2 separate regions of the Homo sapiens genome follow, and region 2 is linked to region 1. Evidence: read pairs that join two places in POLR2A ChIA-PET (ENCODE). Cell type or tissue: PC-9. All regions are shown on one strand. Each heading gives the region's core, and the rest is flanking DNA. Links, peaks and the distances in the headings are about the cores only.

Region 1 (5,388 bases), core at 298-5,297:
CAATTAGTCTAAGTCAGTTATGGCTATCCAACTCCACTTACCAGTGAGTGTGTCAGGAAGCCGGGCTTAAGATTACCTCCAGCTTCAGGAATCACTGAATCTAAGATCCAAGGATTTCCAACAATATTATTCTCAAAATTACATCTCTTTCTATAACTTGCTCTTGTGTAGCTGCATTCTCAGGATTTTTTTTCCATGTGAAAGTACTTCACAGCTCCATGTTTGCATCCAATCACAGCAATTAGAGCTGCTTGTTCCAATCTTTCCAGCAAAAGTAATTCCCAATGGTTCATCTGCCCTTCACAGAACCCTTCACAGTGACTCTGATTTAAAAGTCCTAAGTCACATGCCTGCCTCTGGATTTTGAGGTGGGGTTAACCCCATCCAAATCATATCGACTAAAAGTGAGGGAACGTGGTCCCCCAGAGGAAAATCAAGTTGCTGTTACCAAAGTGGGAGATGATGCTGGGCAGGCAAAAACCAACATGTCCTCCATACAGGAGATGTCTTATACACTAATAATTATGGCAAGGCCAGGAGTGATGCCTTTCTTGAGAGCTTACAGTCAAAGATTAGATAGAATAAATGGATCATTTCAAGGACAGCTGTCCATGAACGCCTCTTAGGAGAAAGTCTATGAACTTGGTCTTCTGGATAGTAGAATTATGGTAGGTGAAGATGAAAAAGCCTTTCAGATAATGTGGAAAGGCATGAACAGAGGCAGAGAGGCAGGGATACTTTGGAGATTTTCCAAGTTTGGTGGGAAATTTTGGGAATTAAGGCTGGAACATTGGTCAGGGGCTAGACCCATAATCTAGTAATGTACTAACCCTTTATTCAGATGTCTTTCACATATAATCTCAGAAAGAGTATACTAATTTTGGTGGGGACCAAGAATAGGACAATTCTTCCCATGTTACCGATTGCGTGTTACCCAGTACAAGAGACACCTGCTGAGAGAGAGATCACAGTGCCCAGACAGAACAGCACGAGTACCCCAGTGTTCTGCCTTTCAGTCCAGGACTGTGCCCCTCCTCCCAACAAACTCCCTCTCCTCCACATAGAGAGAAAATGAAGTCTGGGGTTGGAAGTCACCAGGACAGCAGCTGTGGCTCAGCCCCATGGCCAGCCTGAAGGATCCTCTGGAGGAAGCTGTGGGAACTACCACCTAGGCAGAGAGCAGGTATCTGAGTTGCATAATGGCTAAGAGCAGACTCCAGAGTCAGACAGGCCGGGCATTTATCACCAGTTTCATGACACGATGTTACCTTGGACAAATCATGACTTTTCTGAGCCTTAGTTCCCTCATCTGTAGAACAAGGATGGTTAATAAGATCTGAATGAGGTAATGCATATTAAGAAGTTAGCACAATGTGGCGGGGCCTCGTGGCTCACGCCTATAATCCCACCACTTTGGGAGGCTGAGGCAGGAGGATCACTTGCGGTTAGGAGGATCACTTAAGGTCAGGAGCCTAGGCAACATGGTGAAACCCCGTCTCTACTGAAATACAAAAATTAGCTGGACATGGTGGTGCATGCCTGTAATCCCAGCTACTTGGGAGGCTGAAGCAGGAGAATTGCTTGAACCCAGGAGGAAGAGGTTGCAGTAAGCCAAGATCATGCCACTCCACTCCAGCCTGGGCAACAGAGTAAGGCTCTGTCTCAAAAAAAAAAAAAAAAAAAAAAGGAAGTTAGCACAATGTCTGTTACATAGGGTGTGCAATAAGTGGGATATTGAGGGCATTACAGTGTGGTACAGACCCTTGAGTCAGATTGACTTCCCAAGGTCAAATCCTGGTCCCATTTTAATTGTTCTATAATGTACTTTCCACACCTCCCCCCCCGTTCCCCCACATTTTAAACATCTCTGAAATCAGAATGCACCTCAGCATTGTAACATGGTTTAATTGTCAGTTATTATCTCTTAGAATATATGAGATAATAGCCTGTCTTTACACTTGATCTCTTATGTTGGGCAAATTACTTAATCTCTTGGTACCTCAGTTTCTTCAGTTGTAAAATAGGGATAATAATAGTGTCTACTTATAAAGTTGTGAAGACTAAATTAGACTTGCTTTGGAAATTTCTGGCACACAATAAGGGCTTAATAAATTCCATGTATTGGTATTGTTTTTATTATTATCATTTCAAACCAGGTAATGGGTGTGGTGGGACCTGCATGAGCTGAGCAGCTAGAAGCAGAAGAGGGGAAGGCTGGTATGGGAGGGGCAATGCTGGTTCTCAGGTCAAAAGGGGAGTGTGATGAACAGTAGCCAGGAAGCCAGACAAGTGTCCAATGCAGCACAAGGTTGATGAGGGCATATGGTTTTCAGGTGAAGACTGGGAACCATGTTAGGGTACCAAGCCTGGTTGCCCAGCGGGGATGGGTTGGTGGGTTAAAAGGGATAGCCAGGTTGGGCTAGTTGGTCTATATGTTCTCTTTGAAATTGCATGTTCTCTGACTGTAATAACTACTGTCTATTAAGTCTTTACTACATGCCAGGGCACTGTACTAATTGATAAGTACTGTCTCACAGAAATCTGTTATCAATCATATGAGTTAGGTGATTTTATTAGATCAATTTTATAAAAGCAACCAAGAAGGTTCAGGCCGGGCGTGGTGGCTCACACCTGTAATCCCAGCACCTTGGGAAGCTGAGGCAGGTGGATCACCTGAGGTCAGGAGTTCAAGACCAGCCTGACCAACATGGCGAAACCCTGTCTCTACTAAAATACAAAAATTAGCTAGGCGTGGTGGTGCATGCCTGTAATCGCAGCTACTGGGGAGGCTGAGGCAGGGAGAATTGCTTGAACTCAGGAGGTGGAGGTTGCAGTGAGCCAAGACTGTGCCATTGTACTTCAGCCTGGGCAACAGAGCGAGACTCAGTCTCAAAAAAACAAAAACAAACAAAAGAAACCGAGGCTCAAAGAGGTAAATTAACATGTTCAAAGTCACGTGGCTATTAAGTGGTAGAGCTGGAACTTGAATAGGGTTTTTTTGACTTTACATCTGGCACCTAAGCTCCTCTGCCACATTCTTGAACTCAGTTCTCCAGCATATCTCAGTGTATCCAGAAGCAATTTTTCTCCCTTTTTCCTTTCCCCCCTCCTCCCCCACCCCACAGGTCTCCACCTCCCAAGTCCACAAATGCCAAACTCACAAGTCATCTGTTTTGCCAAAATTCTGTTCCGATTTGATAAACCCTAGCTGGGCCAGCTCACTCAGCATGATTCAGCCGGAGAGAATAGCAAGGCTGCATGCCCGGCATGCCGACCAGCTGAGCTCAGGCAGGATGGGAGGCGCTCAGGAACCTCAGCCTGACAGATGGCTCCACTCGGCTGTCTCCACGGGCCTGATGCCAGGGGCAGCACTCGTTCTCAGCAGGAGGGAGGTCGTACGAGTTTCACATGCATGGATGTGTGTGTGTGTGTGTGTGTGTGTGTTTCACATGGACCATGCAGGAGTGAAGCTGTGTATTATCCAGAGTGCCCATGTGTATGTGGCCGGTTTGCACATGTTTGTCTGTATGCGTGTGGATGAATGCATGTGTGCATGTCTAGCTGTGTGTTTGTGTGTGTATTTGTGTGCATGCAGAAGTGTATGTGTGTGTGTTTGAGTTTCAAATTTGCATTCATGTAGGATGTGTGCTCATGAGCATGAAAGAGAAAGCTGGGGGTGGGAAGTAGGGGGAGAACGGTCGTGGGCTTTGAGAGTTGAGAATGTTGAATGTTCCCACCTGCAGTGGAGAGTTGCTGTATGCCCCTCCCTCCAGCTCTCTCTCCTCTTCACAGGACTGACTGACATCAGCAGCAGCAAAAGGTCATATCAAGCCCAATGTGAAGTTTAGGCTCTGGCTATGATTTAGGTTTCCCAAACCAACTCCTTGGCTACAGTTTTCTCCTAAGGTAGGGGTACTTAACTGTTTGTTAATCTAGGGTCCCCCTGAAAAATCTGGTGACCAGAATGAATCTTCCAGGAAAATGCCCTCAAAACACATAATTTTATATGCAATATTATGGAGTTCTAGGGGCCCTCCAAAGCCTATCCATGGACCTCAGGTTAGGAAACCAAGTATTATATAAACACTTATTGAATGGCTATGATACTGAGCCCTTGTTAGAGAGATAAGTACATAGAGGAAGAAGATGGCCACTGTTTAAAGAGTACACAGTCTAGCAGGAGGAATAGATGTAAATGCATAACTACAGGGCACTGTAACAAGTGCAGTAGTGGCTGGAGGAAAGAACTGGCAGAGCATGAGAGGAATGAGGGGAAGCACTTCTTGACGGGTTCAGGGAGGAACTCACTGAAGAAGGGGACACTTAAGATATATATTGAAAGATGAGAAGGAATTTATCAAACAGAGAAGATGCAGAAAGACTTGCCAGGCAGAAAGAACAGCACAAAGGCAGAGGGGATGCTGTATTTGGGGAATGATACACATGAGATCAGCCGGGAGCAAGGCTGAAAGAGAGTTTAGAGGTGGACTGTGAAGGGCCTTGTTCACACTAAGCTAAAGGTTTTGGCTTTTATCCTATAAGTAAAGGGGAACTATTGGAGCTCTTTAAACAAGAGAGTGACATGATTTAACTGATGTTTTGCAAAGACCACAATGCATCCGGCACTTATCCAGAGGTCAAATAAGTGGCTGTTGCAACAGTTCAATTGACAGAAAAAAATGTGAACAACAGGAATGTATGGGAAACTAGTATATAGGCTTAAAGAAAAGAGATATTTAGGAGATAAACTAGTAAAAAATTAGATGCCCTCATTAAATGTGTGGGGGTTAAAAAGAAGAAAGAAGGAAGAGTTGAGCATAGTTTCTGTGATTCTAGCTTGAGAAGTAAGGTAGATGATAGTGCCATGCACTGAGATGGAACCATGATGCAGTTTAGGTTCTTGGAGGAAGATGAGTTGTGTTTGAGACACAATGTGAGATGTCCAAGTAGAAATATACATCAAGCAATTGACTATATAGGTCTGGAGCACTGGGGAGAGAGATTTAGAAATGTCAATTTGTGAGTCACAAGCAGACAACTGAAGTCATGGGTAACAGATGAGATCACTAAGGGAGAATTTAGATATCCAGTGAGAAGAGAAGCAAGAAAGAAGTCAATATTTAAGGGGACATGGAGGAAGAGGAATTTTTGTAAAGAAGACTGTGAGAGGGAATTCTTAGGGGTTGAAAGGATTGAAATAAAATCAGGAGAGGTATCTCCTAGAAGCTAATAGTACACAATGTTTTGTTTTGTTTTGTTTTGTCTTGAAATGGAGTTTCACTCTTGTTGCCCAGGCTGGAGTGCAATGGCACGATCTTGGCTCACGGCAACCTCTGCCTCCTGGGTTCAAGCAATTCTCCTGCCTCAGCCTCCTGAGTAGCTGGGATT
Region 2 (5,388 bases), core at 208-5,207, 67 kb after region 1:
TATGTGTGTATGAAAGCAGGAAGGAAGAAAAGAAGGAAGGCTGAACAATGTAAGGCATCAAATAATTTTATAAGTTTGTAGTTATTCTCTCTGTGCCATGTAACCACATAGTGAATTGAAATGTCACTAAATCATGAGTGCTAAGACAGAAAATCTATCATCTAATCTGGCCCCAAAAGAAATACACAGTACCTTGATTGCAGTTGGTGCACTAGAGAGTGTCACTAATGTCCCAGCAGCTTCATATTTTACAGCAGGGCTGGATGACTGTAATAAGTTATAGATGCAGCGAATAAAACGAGCTCTTTCTGATGGATTAGCATGACAGACCTGGAGAAGAAAACATTAACATTTCAACCGATTTCAGGAACGCTTGTTTTCAAATGGAGTTTTTTCATGAATGTCAGCTTATGGGATGCTAGTTTTCTCAATATGAAAGCTAAGAACAGTCTTATGAGGACATGAAAATATCAGACAAAATGGGATGAGACACTATGACACAACATCAGTAATTTCAGAAAGAAGCAAGTTAGAGGCCAACAAAAACATAGATAAGAAATGGCTTTACTAGATAGGATGGTGTGAACAAAATAATTTTTACAGCTGTGCACTTATTTATTCATCCCATCATAATTTATATTTTTACTGTTTCGTAAAAGGTTTTCTGATGACTTAAAATGTGTATGCTATACACAAGTGAAAGAGAAAAAGAAAATGTAAAGTAACAAAAGTAAGGACACATTAACCCAGTACACTAATATGGGTACTGTCACAGGATATTAAATTTGGTCCTAAATGTTTATTCTGGATGCCAAAGGGAAACATGACGGATGATATAAATCTCAATAGCTAATAAAAGGAAAATACCAGTTTTTCAAGCAAGAAAGATAACACATTTTTCCCAAGTACTACTACTTATTATTTGAGACTATATTCAACATTGGAGAGAAAACTAAAAATTTCTATCCCATTCTAAATGTATCCTGATACCTTTACTTGTATAGTAAATATCCCTTATTTTTTCTCTTTTGAAGTCAGTATTTGTAGTAGATTTTCCTAAAATATATATAGTCAAAACTCTATTACATGGACATGACTTAAAAGTTATTTCCTTTTACTATAACATGGACCCTACTTAAGTCATTAGATAGCAGGGAACCGCTAATTTTGAGAACCTCAGTGGTATCCTAAACTATACACATGAATTAAAAAGAACTATAGGCTGGACATGGTGGCTCACGCCTGTAATCTCAGCGCTTTGGGAGGCCAAGGTGGGCAGATCACGAGGTCAGGAGTTTGGGACCAGCCTGGCCAACATGGTGAAACCCCGTCTCTACTAAAAATACAAAAATTAGCTGGATACGGTGGCGTGCACCTGTAATCCCAGCTACTCAGGAGGCTGAGGCAGGAGAATCGCTTGAGCCCAGGAGGTAGAGGCAGCAGTGAGCCGCGATCGCACCACTGCACTCCAGCCTGGGCAATAGAGTGAGACTCTGCCCAAAAAAAACAAAAAACAACAAAAAAAAAACAAAAAAAAACTGTACAGTAAGTCTTGGTTTCATCTTAAATTCCCATTCCAAACTACTGGTACCTTGTGTTAAGAGGAGCCCCTTTCTTACAGAAGCAAGACAGCTATAATCAGTTAGTAATGTCTACCGGTGTTTTGACCATACTATCATATTTAATAAAGCCATCTGGACCTATGTTTTGTTGGCCTCTAATGGTATCAATAGCAAAGTTGGATCTTCTTGTACCTTTTATCAGAACATTAAGATGTAACCAACTCTTTCAAAGGATATATCATAGTAAAGTGTTGCCAATATAGTATTTGATTTAAAAATCCAAAATTCTTAGCTGGTTTTAGATTTCCTGTCAATGGCCTACAATGTCATATTAATGCATTTAAAGTTTTTCTATTCTCTTTTACAAACAGGGAACATAAAAAGTATTTAAGGCTTTTTTGTTTGATTTTAGTCTGATGTATGCTCAAGAAAATCTTGAATTTTATTTTAAAGCCTAATTATAATCTATTCAGTGACTGGGAAGTTCACAATGATTTATGTGCAGCTACACTGGCTCAAGCCATGAATTTTTATCAAAATCTTTATGGAGGTTTAGAAAGGATATAAGCAAGTATTCTACTTGGAAAATACAATAAACCAAAAGTAAAAGAAACAAAGGCTTTAATAGGCTATGCTATAAAATATTTATACTATTAAAATATATTATCCTAGCAATAATTATCCCAGAAAGAAAGTATTTAACCCTGTCTTAAACTGCTGAGTTTATTTTACTCATCATAGATTATCATTCTTACCTTATAAATCAGTTCAACAATAACCAGCTGCAGAATGTCTCCAAATGTTTGAACTTGATCAATGCAAGTACTTAAGTAATCCAAAGCTCGATCCTAAAAAAAATAAGAATATATTTATCATTCTCCACCTCATTCAATAGAAGGACTTAATGCATCTTAAAAAATACACACATTACAACTCAATATAAAACAAATGAGGAGATCAGGGCAAAGAGAAATTAACTGGGAAAAAAATCAAGAATAAAATTAACATATAAAATATAAGACATAAAGTTAAATATATTTTCTGGAAATGAGCCACAAACCTGGGGTCTGATTTTCTAGCAGCTAAACCAAAGAGGGAAAACACTATGTGTTATGGGATTCAGGGTATCCATACAATCAAAACCAGCTGCTTAGGTGTATAGTTATTCCTATTACTGAGACCTAAAAGAAAAATCTCCTATGTGTCCTCATATATTGGACACTGTAATATACAGAACTACAATGCTGAAAACATCTCTCCAGTAAAAGTATCAATAAATTTTATTGGACTATTTCTGATTACGCCCCTCAATGTAGGTTAACAGCATAATGCCAAAAGCATTGGTCAGTAAAACCAATTACACAAGAGGACAAAACACTGCTCATATACGCAGCTTTCTCATAATCTTGTTTAGGAAGACAAAATGACAATATTGAATACCACTTCACGTGCCCATTAACATTGCTACTATCAAAAAAACAATAGCAACAAGTGTTGGCATGGATGTGGAGAAAATGGAACCCTTGTGCACTACTAGTGAGAATGTAAAATGGTAGAGCTGCTGTGCAAAACAGTATGGCACTTCCTAAAATAATTAAAAACAGAATTGCTGTATATTCAGTAAATCCACTTCTGGGTGTATACCCAAAATAACAGAAAGCAAAGTCTCAAACAGATACGTGTACATCTACGTTCACAATAGCATTATTCCTAATAGCTAAAAGATTGAAGCAACCCAAGTGTCCACCAATGGATGAACAGGTAAACACAATGTAGCATATATTTACAATGGGGTATTATTTAGCCTTAAAAAGGAAAGAAATTCCAACACATGCCGCAACATAAATGAACCTTGAAGACATTAGGCTAAGTAAAATAAGCCAGTCACAAAAGGACAAATACTGTATGATTCCACTTATCCGGAATACTTAGTCAAAATCACAGAGACAGCAAGTAGAATGGTGGCTGCCAGGGACTGGGAGGAAGTGGTAATAAGGAGCTATTTTTTAATGGGTACAGAGTTTCAGTTTTGCAAGACAAAAAAAGTTATGAGGATGGAAGATAGTGATGGTTCTACATTATAAATGTATTTAAAATCATTGAACACTTAAAAATGGTTAAGAGGGTAAATTTTTTTGTTATGTGTATGTTACCACAATTTTAAATAACTGGGGGACAATCCATTAAAGGAAGATCTGGGGGAAAAAAGTCACAGTGTCTAGATTTCAGAGGACTGGAAGGCCTCCATATTTTTCAGACTTCATGCATATTATTTCCCATATTTTGGTGATAAATACTGGCTAGAAAATTTCAAGATTAGATGGCATCAAGGTGTACAGAGTAATTGCTAACCAAAAGTAGATCCATGTACTTTAACCACCAGCAGAGCAGGATGTGGAGTTGGCACCCGTGTATGAAAGTTGAAGAACCTAAAAGGATACACCTCTACACTGAAGGCCACCCTATTTCCACAGGCATGGCTAAGGATGTATCTATGCAAAGCTACTATTTTTCTCTACTAAACAATTTTAGATCTATACCATCATAGGAAAGAACAGTCATAATAATTTTAATTTTTAAAAACTGTAGGGTGGCTGCTCTAAAATGCCTCTTCAATGTTTAATTGAAAAAAGAATGTATACATATGCAATATTTTAGAGAAGGGTTAAGAAAAAAATGTATTTTTCTACAAGCTTAAAAATTTCAAAATACACAAACCACATGAACTATAAACAAAATTACTGACTAAAAACATGATTAAGTCTATGTAATACTTTCAATTGTCACTTAAATACAGTAATAAGAGTATTTTTTAAAAAGTACCTCACCTGATCTGCATGAATTAGCATCATAAATGCATTCCTTTTGCAACTTGCATCCTTCTCATTCACCAGAAAATCATGTATCAGTTCAGGAGCATCAGGTATAAGATGTTCAAAATTTCTTTAAATAAAACAGGTAACATCCATATTTAATAAAAGCCTACTTTACTATTTTAGTAACTCTCTGGACAATACCAAAATTAAATTTAATCAAACTTTACAACATACTTTTGCTTTTTTTTTTTTTTGGAGACAGAGTCTCACTCTGTTGCCTGGGCTGGAGTGCAGTGGTGCGATCTCAGCTCACTGCTGCCTCCACTTCCAGGGTTCAAGCAATTCTCCTGCCTCAGCCTCCCGAGTAGCTGCGATTATAGGTGCCCACCACTATGCCCAGCTAATTTTTTGTATTTTTAGTAGGGATGGGGTTTCACCATGTTGGCCAGGCTGGTCTTGAACTCCTGACCTCATGATTTGCCCACCTTGGCCTCCAAAGTGCTGGGATTACAGGTGTGAGCCACCGTGCCCAGACAAGGCTAGAGTGCAGTGGAGTGATCTCGGCTTACTGCAACCTCCGCCTTCTAGGTCGAGTGATTCTCCTGCCTCAGCCTCCTGAGTATCTGGGACTACAGGCACGTGCCACCATGCCAGGCTAATTTTTGTTATTTTTTTAGTAGAGACAGCATTTTGCCACGTTGGCCAGGCTTGTCTCATATTCCTGACCTCGAGTGATCCACCCACCTCGGCTTCCCAAAGTGCTGGGATTACAGACATGAACCACCACGCCCGGCCTGCTTTTTGAAACTTCAAATCAATTAGAACTGGGAGAAGGAGCCGGGCGCAGTGGCTCACACCTGTAATCCCAGCACTTTGAGAGGCCCAGGTGGGCGGATCACCTGAGGGTGGGAGTTTGAGATGAGCCTGACCAACATGGAGAAACTCCATCTCTACTAAAAATACAAAATTAGCCAGGCGTGGTAGCGCATGCCTGTAATCCTAGCTACTTG

What was found. Peaks named below come from ENCODE experiments on the same cell type or tissue, not always from the same donor. Only the 100,000 strongest peaks of a DNase experiment are listed, where the experiment ranks them.
Region 2: POLR2A ChIA-PET joins it to region 1 with 8 read pairs; 5 of 35 experiments call an interaction of 5 or more read pairs at or near these places.

What each region holds. Positions count from the first base shown.
Region 1 is chr11:14,419,274-14,424,661 of GRCh38, forward strand. No RefSeq gene overlaps it. Among named protein-coding and RNA genes, the nearest start is that of RRAS2, 63 kb to the left of the region's middle. RefSeq lists enhancers at 2,891-3,543, 3,130-3,424. In PC-9, for the core only: no CTCF peak of the experiment used is centred there; DNase peaks (open chromatin) are centred at 3,218, 4,548 and 5,008; H3K27ac peaks cover 2,991 bases.
Region 2 is chr11:14,486,175-14,491,562 of GRCh38, forward strand. COPB1 (coat protein complex I subunit beta 1) reads right to left here. Exons shown (of 22, transcript NM_001144061.2): 5 at 4,391-4,505; 6 at 2,318-2,410; 7 at 193-330. Among named protein-coding and RNA genes, the nearest start is that of COPB1, 11 kb to the right of the region's middle. In PC-9, for the core only: no CTCF peak of the experiment used is centred there; no DNase peak of the experiment used is centred there.